Linked DNA regions of Homo sapiens: region 2 is linked to region 1. Evidence: chromatin contacts called from ENCODE Hi-C data. All regions are on one chromosome and are shown on one strand. Each heading gives the region's core, a stretch centred on a gene start or an enhancer-like site at or near the end of the contact. The rest is flanking DNA. Distances are from core to core; before and after follow the strand shown.

Evidence for each region. Hi-C counts contacts between places; a loop is a spot of excess contacts on that map. Pooled maps may share reads with other maps.
Region 2: a loop to region 1 is called in a pooled map, with 2.2 times the contacts of the local background. The contact joins the promoter of IGSF6 here to the enhancer-like site in region 1. A Hi-C loop is called at or near these places in 4 of 37 single-sample maps with no recorded cell type and 5 of 50 pooled maps.

Annotation. Positions count from the first base shown.
Region 1 is chr16:20,864,647-20,872,118 of GRCh38, forward strand. The region is part of intron 1 of DCUN1D3 (defective in cullin neddylation 1 domain containing 3); the gene reads right to left. Among named protein-coding and RNA genes, the nearest start is that of DCUN1D3, 32 kb to the right of the region's middle. RefSeq lists enhancers at 947-2,146, 1,119-1,488, 2,254-2,754. Within about 2 kb of position 4,410, at least 19 of the 41 ENCODE cell types and tissues checked have a DNase peak (open chromatin) inside an H3K27ac peak, as active enhancers do.
Region 2 is chr16:21,649,985-21,657,456 of GRCh38, forward strand. IGSF6 (immunoglobulin superfamily member 6) reads right to left here and starts at 2,624. Exons shown (of 6, transcript NM_005849.4): 1 at 2,548-2,624. The coding sequence starts at 2,614. It overlaps METTL9 (methyltransferase 9, His-X-His N1(pi)-histidine), which reads left to right. Exons shown (of 5, transcript NM_016025.5): 5 at 5,243-7,472. The coding sequence ends at 5,448.

The DNA.
Region 1 (7,472 bases), core at 3,160-5,659:
CCCAGATGAATAAAAACCATTCTGCCACAAAGACACACGCATGCGAATGTTCACTGCAGCACTATTCACAATAGCAAAGACATGGAATCAACCTAAATGCCCATCAGTGACAGATAAGATAAAGAAAATGTGGTCCATATACACCACGGAACGCTATGCAGCCATAAAAAAGAACGAGATCATGTCTTTTGTGGGAACACACATGGAGCTGGAGGCTATGATCCTCAGCAAACTAACGCAGGGACAGAAAACCAAATACTCACTTATAAAGTGCGAGCTAAATGATGAGAACTTATGAATACAAAGAAGGAAACAACAGAAACTGGGGTCTACTTGAGGGTAGAGGGTGGAGGGTGGTAGGAGGGAGAGGAGCAGAAAAGATAATTACTGGGCTCTGGACTTAACACCTGGGTGATGAAATAATATGTACAACAAACCCCCATGACACATGTTTACCTGTGTAACAAACCTTGACATGTACCCCCAAACCTAAAATAAAAGCTAAAAAAAAAAAGTTACCAAAAATAAATAAATAAAAATGCTCAGGATATTCAGAAAAAAAGAAAAAACTGAAAAAAGTGGGAAAAAAATAGAAAAACAAAAGAAGGACAGATTTACCCAAATACAATCTTTAAATGGTAGGATAATTGCTAGATGAAAAAGAAAAGTTTGCACTGATACATAACAAACTCGTCATGGTGGTTTATTAATTATTTATATAATTTAAAAGTGGTTTTTTAAACAAATTGCTAGACATTTCTGAGCCAGAAGCGAGGTGATTTCTCTAAGATGACTCTGGCTACTTAGGACTCTTATTCCTACCTTCAACTGGTTTGTTGGAAAATCCATGTACAATTTAGTATTTATAAAACTTTGCCAACTGCTATAATAATGGCAGCCACTGAAATTACGTTGTTAATGAAGTGTGGACCAGGAGCCAGAAGTGTAGCAGGAAACAGACACTAAACAGAAGTCAACGTCAGTCACCCGGGCCTCCCCAGGTCTAGGGAGCTTTCATGGACCTCTATGATCCAAACTAAAAGATCTTTGAAAACCGGCAGTGGGACAGAAGGTGTTTTTTATGAAAGGCTGGAGCTTTAAACTTTGCCTAAAATACTTGGCTTCCTCCAAATAGTGCCTGGATAAATTGGGGGTCGTCTTCAAGAGGAATTCTCTCTGAGGATAAGCTCTGAGTATACAGTAAGTTTAAAATGAAGAGCACAATCATTCCTGTAGTTATTAGAGATTAGTCATATCAAGGCCTGTCCCCTTCTCCACCCGCAAAGAGAGCAATGACAAAAATACATGTCCAAACATGCCCTCAAAGACTTGTAGTTTTACTTAGGCTTCAAAAATACACTGAAGCTCTTATAAGGGCTTTTGGTATGGAAAACAACCATCCTAAGTAAGTTTTTTAAAAGACTTTTTATGCTTTAAGACTACAGCTAGTAAGCCATAAGTACAACTCATTACAATTTCAAATGGCAAGGGGTTAATTCTTGGAAGACCATGGTACAAGGGAAGCAACTGTGCGAGCTGAATTATCTCAAAACAAGGACTGTACCATGTGGAGGGCCTGGTTTCCAGATTTGTGTTCCTAAAGACTAGAATGCTGAAAGAAACAAAAGGCCCAAACTTACACAAACCCCACATGCTCACAGACTGGCAACTCTAATTCCCAGGCACGCTGACTCACCAGGGTTTACTGCTCAGCTCCTGCTGCTGAGTGAGGCATGGGCACCCAGCGAGATAAGAGGATTTCCTGGCCTCCATCTGACCCACCTACCCCAGGCCACTCACCCCGCCCCCACTGGACAGATGCTTCATCCTAGCAGCTTCCTCCAAATCCTGGCGCCAAGGCCTTCAGGTAGGGACAGAACAGATGGGGCTCCCAAAGAGGCCCTAATCCCATTGAGCCAACCAGCCCTCCATGTAAGAGTATCTTTTGACTACCTGACACAGCAGAACCAGCTGAAACCTGAAAGCTTTTAACATGACCAGCAGATGAAAAAAAGGAGAAGAAAATTAGTTTCAACAGATGATCAATCAGCAAATGCCAGAAGGTTGGATCGTTCTTCCACTCTGGTCTCTTTCTTTGAAATGCCCCCATTCCATTGAGTGTTGAGGCGAGTGGTGGTCTAAACCCAGAAGAAAATATCTCCAGATCTGGTAAGTATGGTCCCCCGATTACTCTGATTACTGCCCAGTGGTCTACCTTCTTCTGTGTCTACCCCCTTCTCTGGGAAAATACTTTTGCTCTCCCAGAGCTTTCCCCAGGCTCCATCACAGTGCCCAGCCCCATGGCCCAGGCTGGCAGCACTTCAAGTGTTTTAAAGTTGAAGGTCTCCCGTAGACTCACTAGCTGATGGCTAACAGCTAATAATAGCAGTCATCAATTATTGAGCACTTGATACGGTGCCAGGCACTATGCTAAGCACTTTTGGGGACATGAACTCACATATACTCATCACAGCCTCATTTAAAAACAAGGAAACTGAGGCTGAGGAAAGTAAATTACCCATGATCACACATCTGGCTCAAGATACCATGACATTTACCCCTAGGCTAGATTGCTGAGCCCACCCCCAGCAAAGCATCTAGAGAGAACACATGACGGACCGGCCCCAAGTTCAGGAGTGACACCACAGCAACCCCAGAGCAGCAAATCTCACCATCAGCCACTGGAGAGAGAACACATGGTCTGTGCTCGGTGCTCAAGAAGGATCTCCTACTCGCTGCCATGATCCAGGCAAGCACCATGCACCCAGGCTCAGCCCCACCAGACGTGGAAACGAGAATTAGTCCAGATGCCCTAAACGTGTGACGTTTTTGTCCACCAGCACAGTTAAAAGCTCCAGCTCTGAAAAGGACGCCCAACTGCGCCACTGGCTAATTGTTTGACCCTAATGGAAGCCTGAATTTCCTCAATCTGCAAAATGATATCTGCCTGATAGAGCTCTTGAAAGGATTCAGTGAGGAACTGCAGATTAAAGGTACATGGCTTCAGAGAAAACACTTGATATGACAGCTGTTACTGTATCAGTAGTAGTAGTAGCTCAGTAGTATCTGGTTAGCCTGTTGGAAGCCCCAACTTACCCCATCTGAACAATGGGCTCCAGGCCTCAGATTCCACAGGCCCAGCTGGCCAGGACTTCCTATCCCTGCACTGAGTCACTGGCCCAGGGCTTGTTCCAAAACCGATTATCTTGCCACAGCACTGATCCTACTCAAATACACCACTACCCAGTAATGCTTGGAGGATCAGACTCTCCACAACACAGGATTTCCTTGTGATTGATCCTGAATAAAATCAAGCTGAGTATCTGCTGTGCCCAACGGACAATGAATTGCTGGTTATGCCCAGTCCCTAACCTGGAGCAGGCTTTCAGCCAGTTCCAAACTCCTTCCCCTCTCCACTTAGTCCCAACTCTGTAGATCTCTGCAAAAGAAAGGATGTCTAGCTTTCCACTCAGTTACTAATTTAATGGAACTGCCTTCCCAGTTGGTCCTCCTCCCCATCACTGCCACCTCTGAAGTGGACAGCCTCAGCACAATCTGGACATCCCAGCACCAAATTTTCAACAGCAACAGAGCATTATTAGTCCTGAATATCATTTGGTATTTGTTAATACATTAAGAAAGCTATATATAAATGTAGCTCTGTGAAGCAATTACCCCCATTTTACAGGAAACTAAACACAGACAAACTGAGGTCAAGGAGTCTATTTAGGAATGGAGGAAACAGAAGCGCAGTGATGAAGAGGATGAGCTCAGACAAACCAAGACAAACCATTGCCATTGCCATGGCAATCTCACCAAATAATGGGAACTGTCCGCATGGAACTTTAAATCGAGGCAGTTGTACCTCAAAGCACTATTGGGTAGAATAAATAACGCAGGTAAATGCTCTGCTCAATACCTGACTCACAGAAAGCATTTGGTTGGTGTTAGCCTCTATAATAGTTATAATTATTGTCACAACTTTGGTGACAGAATCGTCTCCCTTCTCCTAGAACAGTGCTCTTTTCAGGAGCCAGCCCAGATCTCCCATAGCGATTCAGGTCTGCTCACAATAAGTGACCATTCTCCTGCATTAGCAAGGGACACAAATGGGTTGAATGGAGCCAGAGACAAGGAGGGATGTGGAGAAAGAAAAGGCAGAAGAAAGAAGGAAAAAAAAAACCCATGCACTGGGGAAACCAACTTCTAGGCTTTTTTTCTTTTCTACTTATAGCTTTGAGTGTTTACCTGAAAGACCAAAGACAGCAGCTCTGCTCAGCTTCTGCTGGACCAAGATCAGCCTCCAGCTTCTCTCCCTCAGTCTCAGCCCAGCTGCTCTGCCTCTCCCTCCCTCCTCTGCACATCAGCCTCCAGACTCTTTCCTCCCCTGTGCCAGCGCTGGCCGCTGTTCCTGGGGATGGGCTTGGCTGGCTGCCTGGTCCTAGGCCTGGAGCGGCCACTGCTGAGCCCAAAGGGCAATCCCAGAGGCTGCAGTCCCTGGGTTGCTCTAGCTCCAAAGAGGGATCAGGAAGTTGTTCCCATCTCCTAGGCAGATCATGAAATGACAACCAGGCAAGTCCCTGTCTTCTAGGGGCTTACTCTCAACTGTGTCTTACAGAACAGAACCACCACAGAGGACAAACTCACACTGAGACTCTGTACAAATGCAGACAGGAGAAGGAGAGAGAAGTGTGAACTACTATTACGGAAAGAAAGGTAGGGAGGGACTGGGGACGTGAAATCAGTATCTGTGGAGCCTGGGGCTACATGCTTCATATTCATCATCACCTTCAAGCCTCCCAACAACCTCAAGAAAATAGTTGTTGCAGCTTTCATAGATTAGGAAACAGGTCTCTTAACTACTAAGCAGTAAGGCTGGAAAATAAAACCAGTCTGCCAGACTTTCCATGGGCAAGTTTCAGAGAGAAGGCAGGTTTAATTCTGGTCCTTAAATGTCTATAAGCATGAAATGGAAAGGAGGAGGGAGAGGGTTGATATGGTTGGCTCATGTTATTAATGTATATTAATAACAATATTGTAAAAATAATTACATATATTTATTGGCATGAATTATCACATGTAATCCACGACTCTATAAGGAAGACAATATAATCTTCATTTTACAGAGGGAGGAAGTGAATAGAGCTTGAGGGAGGTAGCCTGAGGTCACACAGCCAATGGAGGAGAAGGATTCAAATCCAGGCAGTCTGACTCTAAACTCGCCACTTTCCATCACTGGTCTCACTACTGTTCTCTGCTATGATGTGTGCCAGGATATTCCCCTACCCCTAAGGAGGTCCTGGTGCCCCAAGAAGAAAATGTCCAACATCCTATCAATGCCTAAGTATATTCCTGAGGAACCAAGTCAATAGGAACAGAATACGCCCCCAGGAAGCCTTTGGTTCTGGTGTGAAATCCTCCTGAGCAATGTGCACTCTCGAGCAAGCCACTTAACCTCTCTGAGTTTCTGTGACACTGACATTAAAGTGAGAGGTCTGGGTTAGTCTTTCCAAGGTCTAATATTCTGGGACTACTTCACCTTTTTTGGCATTCAGTGAGGCCAAAGTTCTAAATGTGCAACCCTCCTAAGGACAGGCACTTTGCCTCCTTGGTGAACAGATCTCACACTACTCCTTGCCCAAGACTATCAGAGTCAAAGAAAAAGCAGAAGTCCAAAAGCAGAGGGAAAGCAGGGCTACTCCAATCTGAACAACGAGGGATAGGAAACACCAGTTTTGCAGCCTTCCCTCTCCTTAATCATCTTAGTTTGATCTCTGGAGGGTCAGTAACAGGTCCAGACATGGAAAACAGACCCAAGTAAACTGCTGCAGCTCGCTGGGTCAGGAAGCCCACTCAGAGGAATGCATGTTGGCTACTACTAATGGACAGCCTGTCACCCAAGGAACAGACTTGTGAAATGAGGAGCTAAAAAACAGGAGGCAAATGCTGGCACCAAAAGTCAGTGTCAGCAAAGCACTTGAGATCTGCTCTGAGGCTTCCTTGACAGAAGGGACCAATCCATTCCACTCCTCCATTCTGTTCCCATCTAGAATCTATTCAGCAGCAAGAAACCACTGCCAGATGCTGGTGCTCCTACATATTAACAATATAAAAAGCCCATCTTTTCAACTTTCATCTAAATAGTTTGTAGAGCTAGCTGGGTGCAGCTTTTTATTTCTTCCTACATATGTCAGATACCCAAAGGCCAGAGAACATAAGTACATGAATTCCTCAGACAGCTTTTCTACAGCTGCCAGGGGCTGAGGCGGTTGTACTGGCACAGCCATCCTCCGGAGAGTCTCAAGGACCACAGGAGCCCCTTGATCCCACCTGGGAGCAAGACTCTGAATGACCTGAGAAAAAGACGGAATATGGCTGGTGTCCATTTGTAAACTACTTCCTAGAAAGTAAATGTGCAAAAATAACAAGGAAGACTGAGGGAACACTTTAAATGCACAGTTGCTGCTGCCACTTCCAACTTAAGACTTCAAAGATCACCTTTGGAGATTAGGTCTTACCCAGAGCTACTTGGGAGGGAAAGTTGATCCCTCTGCCAAAGCAAACGAGACCCGTCTGCTTCTATTTTCCAGCTTTTAAAAGACTTTTTGTCCTAAAATGTACAGCAGCAACAAGCAACAGCAGTTCCAGTTAGGGTTGGGGAGGAACCCATGACTTTTTACATCAACCAATCTCAAAAGTGCAAAAGAAAAGAGGGAGGAAGGAAGGGAGAAAGGGGGTAGGGAGGACAGAGAAAACTTTTAAAAAAGAAAACTGGCTATGTTTCTATAAAAATCATCTTAGGTCACATGACTAAGACCAGCCAGTTTAGCATAAAGTCATTTCTTTTTGAAAGTGTTCTCAATGTCCCTCGCATTGCACCCTTTGAATTCACTACTAAGAATATATGTCCAGTTGAGGCCTCAGGACTGAAGCCAGTGTGGGCTGGCTAGAACAAATGCCTACTTGCCAAATACAGCCAAGCCAACACACGCACATACTATAAAGTTTCCAAATACCAAATAATGAACCATTTTTTTGGTCTCTGGGCTTCCAAACTGAGCTACATGTTTAATCCCACATAACTCAAAATAACCAAAAAAGGGCTATATCATTTCACTGACCCATACTTGAAATATTTTTTGCTGTCACTATTGATCTGGGCATTTCTAACTACCCACTTATGTGCAAGGGGGAGCATCATAAATGGGCACCAAATTTCTAGGTCATTCTTTGTTTTCACACCAGCTTTTCCAGTGACTTTCCCTGTTTAAAACCAGAAAGCCATCCTGGATTTGTACTGAACCTTAACTCTAATAAAAACGGCATGCCTGCTGCACTCTTCATCTCCGTTATAAGCTTGCAGCTTGTTTTATTCCTTAGGATGGAGCCTCAGTAGAGCCCACTGAAAGTAAACCACTGATTAGCACTAATACCCTCCTTCCAGTCAGCATATGGTTATCAGCCACCCTGGA
Region 2 (7,472 bases), core at 1,374-3,873, 780 kb after region 1:
TTAAAAGGGAAGCCAAAGAGCCAGGCGTGGTGGTGTGGCCATTAGTCACAGCTACTCAGGAGGCTGAGACCGGAGGCTGATTGAGCCCAGGAATTCCAGGCTGCAGTGAGCTGTGATGGCACCACTGCACTCCAGCCTGGGCAGCATTGTGAGTCCCTGTCTCTATTAAAGGAATAGAGTCTGGACGTGCACTCCAGCCTGGGCAGCATTGTGAGATCCTGTCTCTATAAAAGGAATAGAGGCTGGGCATGGTGGCTCACGCCTGTAATCCCAGCACTTTGGGATGCCGAGGCGGGCAGATCACCTGAGGTCAGGCGTTCGAGACTAGCCTGGCCAACATGGTAAAACCCCATCTTTACTAAAAATACAAAAAATTAGCCAGGTGTGGTGGTGGACGCCTGTAATCCCAGCTACTTGGGAGGCTGAAGCAGGAGAATCGCTTGAACGTAGGAGGTGGAGGTTGCAGTGAGCTGAGATTGTGCCACTGCACTCTAGCCTGGGTGACAGAGTGAGACTCTTGTCTCAAAAAAAAAAAAAAAAAAAATAGAGGTTGGGGTGGCGGGGATAGCTGACTTTCAACACTTTTCTTTAAAAACTAGTAGTATAGGATAAAAACAGGTATTTGTAACTTTGGAATTTCATATCTCTACTTATTTCCACCTTCTTCCCAATTAGGCTATGTGTGGGAGAAAACCAATTGTAATGATTTCCTCTGTGAGCAGGAACTTGTGATGAAACTGTGGTTCCCTCCCCCAACCAGTTAGGCAACCTATTAACAAAAAAGAGAAGTTTGGATATGTCACACCACAGCCTGCTTCTGTGAATGATTTCTTTTAAGAATCCTCATATTCTAGGAATTGTTTTTTAAACACAGTATCCAATGAAAAGGTTGAAGATTTATTTCCTCCATGGAGGGAATAGAAAGATTATTCTTATTATTTTAAAAAACCATATTGAGGCTGGGCATGGTGGCTCATGCCTGTAATCCCAGCATTATGGGAGGCCGAGGCGGGCGGATCACGAGGTCAGGAGATCGAGACCATCCTGGCTAACACGGTGAAACGCTGTCTCTACTAAAAATACAAAAAATTAGCCGGGTGTGGTGGCAGATGCCTGTAGTCCCAGCTACTCGGGAGGCTGAGGCAGGAGAATGGCGTGAACCCGGGAGGCGGAGCTTGCAGTGAGCCGAGATCTTGCCACTGCACTCCAGCCTGGGTGACAGAGCGAGACTCCGTCTCAAACAAACAAAAAAGCCATATTGAAAGTAGGAAGAGAACTAATTCTTGACATTTAAACAAAGCTGTCTCTCTATCTAGTAAGTAAGAAGTAAGTAAATGTCTTGCTCTGTTGCCCAGGCTGGAGTGCAGTGGCACAATCACAGCTCCCTATAGCCTGAAAGTCCTGGGCTCAAGTGATCCTCCTGCCTCAGCCTCCCAGGTGGGTGGGACTGCAGGTGCAGTGCAGGTGCCATCACGCCCAGCTATTTTTTTTTCTTGTGTAGAAATGGGGGTCTCATTATGTTGTTCATGCTGGTCTTGAACTCCTGAGCTCAAGTGATCCTCTCACCTTGGCCCCCAAAGTGCTGGGATTACAGGCATGAACCACCACGCCCAGCCCAAAGCTTTATTATATTAGATTTCAAATTTCTAACATATCAAAGTAGCGAAGTAGTACAGTCAACCCCCTGCCATCACATGGCTTCGACCCAATCTTGTTTCTTTTCTCCTCCCACCTACTCCCTCACTCCCATATTATTTTAGAGCAAATCCCAGCCATTTTATCTGCATCTTTCAGAATATATCTCTAAAAGACAGGAATTCTTCTTTAAAATAATGCTAATTAAAATAGTCTATGAAAGTAATATATACTTATTAGCAAAAAACAGGTTATTAAAAGTAGAAGCAAAAAGTCACCCATAGTCCTTTTGCCTGAAATAACTCCCATTAACATTTTGATATATTTCTTCACAGATGAGAAAAAATTAAGAACTTTCCCCCCTTCCCTGCCCTATAATCCAAATTGTGTGGGCAAATCTGAGATTACTAGATGTATTGGAAATCCTTTCTCTTTCATAGATAAAAAAACAGAAGTAGACAGAATTTTAAAAATAGATATACTATGGGATGGCTATTGGAGTCATGGCAGTTTTTTTTTTCTTAAATGAAAAGTACTTTTATAGAAATTGTTCTTTGAAAATATTCAGCAAATAATCATTTATTGCTTTCTATGTGCAGATCAAGTTTGTATGATAATTAAATTATTGATAACTTATACCTACGATTTTAAGAATATTTTCAACCCTTTGGTCAGATTGTCTCCAATTAGCATAATAGCAAAGAGACTTTTCAAGGTTAATATGAAACTTTTTCTCAGCTATTTTTTTATTGTCTATTTCTCAGGGGAAAAAGGAAACTTATCCTCTTAGGCAGTTTTCATAATGTTATACATTTAAAAATTAATCTGAAGGAGCTTAAAATATAAATGCATTAGGTGAAAAATAGCAGTTGATTTAAATAAAATGAAGGAGGAGAAGAAAAAGAACCTTACCGACACAAAATAGAATGAGATTGGTTTGCAGATGGCGAGCGATGTTGCTTCTGCTCGCAGTCCCCATTTCTGTGTATGCCGGGGCGGGTTGGGGTGTGTATTTGAAAGGAAAGTTGGCTTTCTTTTTTCAGAAGGGAAGAAGAGCTGAAGAGAGGAACCTCTTATGAAGGAACCATAATCAGGAACTTTTTGAAATTGTGCAAGGATGGCTTCACCATTTAACATTGAGATTTTGGCCTGGAGCACATTTAGAAATGTGCATATCTTTTTTTTTTCCATGGATTTTACAGTTGTCATAGGTGTTAGATGTTTCTGGGTGAGATTTTGATTTACACCTAGCACATATTTCCAGGAAGGAGTATTGTTTGACAAATAATTCGTACTTGGATTTTTCAGAACAGTTCAGTCACTGTCTAGGGTACCTGCTCTGGGTGCCACTCTGGGCCAGTAACTGCTGGGAACAAAGAACAGCAGAAGGAGAAGTGGCTTTGTGTAGAGATGAGAAAAGTTAGTAAACAACACATTCTAATGCAGCGAATAAATAAATTGTCTGTTATTAACTTTTTGTACTCCAGTTTTGAATCCAAAGACACCTGCCTTCCCCCCTTTTTTGACAGGGTCTCTATCACCCAGGCTGGAATGCAGTGGCAAGATTGCAGGTCATTGCAGCCTCAGCTTCCTGAGTAGCTGGGACTACAGGCATGCACCACCACCCCTGGCTAATTTTTTTTTTTTTTTGTAGATTCTGTGTTGTCTAGGCTAGTCCTGCCCTCAAGCGATCCCCCTGCCTTGGCCTCCCAAAGTGTTAGGATTACAGGTGTGAGCCACCATGCCTGGCCCAAAGACCCCCTTTTAATGTGTTGAGAAACAAATATGTGGGCCCTCTGTCCTCTGTGTCCTCTCCCCCAGCACTTAGTGGTGATTCAGTAAGGGTCTTCTTTGTAAAGCAGCAGAAACAGACTCAGGCTGACTTAAAAGGAAATTTATGCAAACATTTGAAGGTAGATCCTAGAGTCACTGGGAGGGCTAGTGAATCTTGTGTGGGGTCCACAGCCAGGAAGAATGCCTCAAATCACACCATAAACAGGTCTGAAGAGGATGCTACTGCCACTGCCAAACACTAGGTGCCATCAGCCCTGTTGTCAGCATCGCTCAACCACTGCCCCAGCCCCTTGGTCTCACTGCCATTGCTCCACCCCCAGAGAAGGAGAAGCTCACATCCCCACTACTCTGGGTCACTGGCTCTCCATTCCAGGGCATGGGCAAGTGTGCCTGGCTTAGGCTGCGTGCCAGTGCCTCAGCTGCACGGCAGGCCAGGAAAGCGGCTCCCAGGCCTTGTGTCTCTCCCAGACTCTGGGCAGGCAATTCCCCAGACATGGGAAGAGCGTCATCTGCACCACTGAAAATTATGAAAAATCTCCCCACCATGATATGATGTCTGTGCCCTTGGCATCTGCTCATGATATATTTTCTCATTAACAGAAAGTTATTCTCAGTCTGTTTTGTTTTTTTTTTTTTTTTTTTTTTTGAGACAGAGTCTCGCTCTGTCGCCCAGGCTGGAGTGCAGTGGCACGATCTTGGCTCGCTGCAAGCTCCGCCTCCCGGGTTCACACCATTCTCCTGCCTCAGCCTCCCAAGTAGCTGGGACTACAGGTGCATGTTGCCATGCCCAGCTAATTTTTTTGTATTTTTTTTAGTAGAGACGGGGTTTCACTGTGTTAGTCAGGATGGTCTTGATCTCCTGACCTCGTGATCCGCCCACCTCGGCCTCCCAAAGTGCTGGGATTACAGGCATGTGCCACCACGCCCGGCCTCAATCTGGTTTTAACACTTCAACAGATGTATGTAGTTTTTGTATCACCATAGCACCTAAAAAGTACCCCCAAAGTTAAATATACTGTCATCTCTGTGTGTGTGTCTGTAGTCAGTGCCAGGTTTGTATGTGAATTTGAGGACCTTCCCTAGTCCCCTTGTCCCCCAGGCATCTCCTGCTCATAGGTTTGGAAATGACTGATAGAGGCTTCATCTCTAGTCCAAGAAATGCTGGACGGTGTATCCATCCTACTGTTCCATCTCTCTCTGGTCCTGGAGCTTAATGTTTATGAAATTGTTCTGAAAAGGCAAAGAATGAGTCAACTTCCCTAGAAAAACTCCCCAATGATCTGCTTTTCTAAATTAAAATCCTTCATGAGCCTGTTTTTATTTTCAGCCTAATAAATCTCTCTAGGTAGTAAGTTGCATAAGTTTACTATGCCAGTGGTATTTTCTTGCATTTGTCCAAAACTGTCCTTCAGATATTACATGTTGCTCTCTGTTTCAGTATTCCAGCATTTAATGACCAGTTTTCCAAACCCATTAACCATTACACCCTGCAGTCAGTCTATTGGCAGATACTACCCAAAACTGTCAGAGAAGATAACAGTGTGGGGCCTTGGATCCAGACAAACCTGGGCTTACATTTCCATACTGACACTCATTAACCTTGCAAGCGTGGGCAAGTTCTTCACCCCTTCTGAGTCTGTTCTTTATCTGCCCACCTGTCTCAAAGAGTACCTGGGAAGTACAAAAGAGGTAACTCATGAAGCCCTCAGGCTTGGAACGTACCAAGTCCTTGGTAGATATGGCTCCTCCCTGCTTCCCTCTTTAAATCACTTGTTTGTTCAAGAATTTAACTGAATGTTCTTATTTGTATTAGTAGGTGGCAAGTGGGAGAAACCATCAGAAATTTTGGAAATCAAAGGACAGAACTGGGAAGAACAAGTGAATAGTCTGCCTGAAGTTTTCAGAAAAGCTGGTTTTGTTATCGAAGCTTTCACCAGACTACCATACCTGTGTGAAGGCGACATGTATAATGACTACTACGTTCTGGATGACGCTGTCTTTGTTCTCAAACCAGTATAAACACGTGGAGGTCGAAGTCTTCAGAGTCCGCACCCTCCGGGATGTGCCCTTGGAAGAGGGTCTGTGTTCACAATTACGTGAAGGGAGGACCCTTGGGGACCGCCATTCTAAATATCATGTAGGAATTTAAAAAGCCAAAATACTAATTATTTCTTTGTAGTGTGTAAAGGAATGTTTTTAAAAGACAAAAACCCAACTCTTTGTGGATTTTTATCAACTCTTTACTCAGAGCCACTCTCCAATGCAGGTCACACTCCAATTATGATGGAAGATATTTTTTATACTTAATTGCAGTAGGGACTCATTCCCAGACAAAGCAATAGTCACGACTTCATGGAACCAATCAATGGATTGTTTTTTGAAGACTGGCAATAAAGCTGTCCATTCAATTCCAAATACTGGTTTTAAGGTATAGCCACTGATATTCTTTCATGTTTAGAAATTCTTTCTGTTATTATTCAAGAAAATGTTTTTAATCATGCTAATAAACTTTTTTGGAGATGACTTTGGCATCATGTTTGAATTCATATAAAGCTCCCCTAGCATTTTTTATTGGTTTGGCTTCAGGAGTACCCAAATAGTAGCATTATGAGAATGACGCAGACAATTTGAATAGGGGGGAAGGAAGGCTTCAGACTTGGGGGAAGGGGAGATTATTGCAAATTGCAGTGAACACTGAGTCAGTAAAAAAAAAAAACAGAAACAAAAACCCAGCCTCATTCAGATACAGAACTTCAGGGACCCCTCCCCCCACCCCCCCAGTTAATGCTGCTGTGAAAAATGCAAAATAACCTGGTTCTGACTTTGTGATCACTCATGTCCCATACACTGAACTTTGTTTTTTTCTGGACAATCTCAGGTTCTCAGAATTGAAACATTCAGTTTTGTCTACTGACAAAATGCAACTAAAAATGTTTTAATTCAACTTCTTACTCTACACTTATATACCTCTCTCCCAGAGCTTGGCTCTTCCCTGAAATCCTTAAAGGAGTTTATTATTTGCCAAGAATATGGTTTGATGAAGACCGTGTCAGACTCATGCATTCTGGAATCCGTGAGTGCCTCCAACCATAAACCCAGAAATGCTGCCATAGAGGAACCCATTAGCAAGATCAATAACCATCGTGGATATTCCAAAGAGCAGAGCATTTAACCCAGAATCTGAAATCTCAGTAATAACAGAAATGTCAATATGAGATTGTGGTTATTAACAATATGTTATCCTCACTACTTTATTTCTTTTTTCATCCAGGTGTTTCATTAAGTATTCTCATTTATATGCTCATAGAAGTCATCAGATCAACACATTCACTCCAACACCTGGGTATAAAGGCGAATTAAAACCTGAAGAATTACTTTATTATTCATTAAGAACTGCATTCCCACATCCTCACACCAATATCTTCCACTGTTACTGTGCAGTCATAATAAGAGTTGGGTTATGTGATTTATGCAAAATTGTTATTGGTGTGTTCTAATGATTTTTTTCCAGGAATTCAAGTAAGTGAAGTACAAATACTTAGCACCATAGATTGTAAAAATAGAAAGAGGAAATGAGAAAACTTAATGTCGTTCTTGTACAGTTGAGTTTTGCTTCTTTATAAACTGTCTGTTAAAATCAGGGGTTGCTGTTAGACTGTCAAGCAGAAGTGATGGATGTTCAAGGAGGCAGGTTGCCCCAAAGTGTTTTCTAACTTTCAAGTAGAGAACTTTATGCTCTAATAAGAAAAATACAACTCATTCTTAACCACCCCCCCAAAACAGAGAAAACACATACATTTATGCATTTTAAAGATAAAAAGTAGTTTCTCAAAAAAATCTGAAGTTCTCTGAAAACCAGCTTATTAAAAGTGCTGTTTTGTGGTGAAAATTGAAACCAAATCCACTCACATTTCCTATCGGGTCTTGAAATTCTTGGTGGTGTGTCACCATTCCACTAGATGGCAGTGTTGCTTACTGAGTGTCAATGGCTTTTTTCCCCGTAAATGGAATCATGTTTTTCTCCCCCAAAGTACAATAAAGCT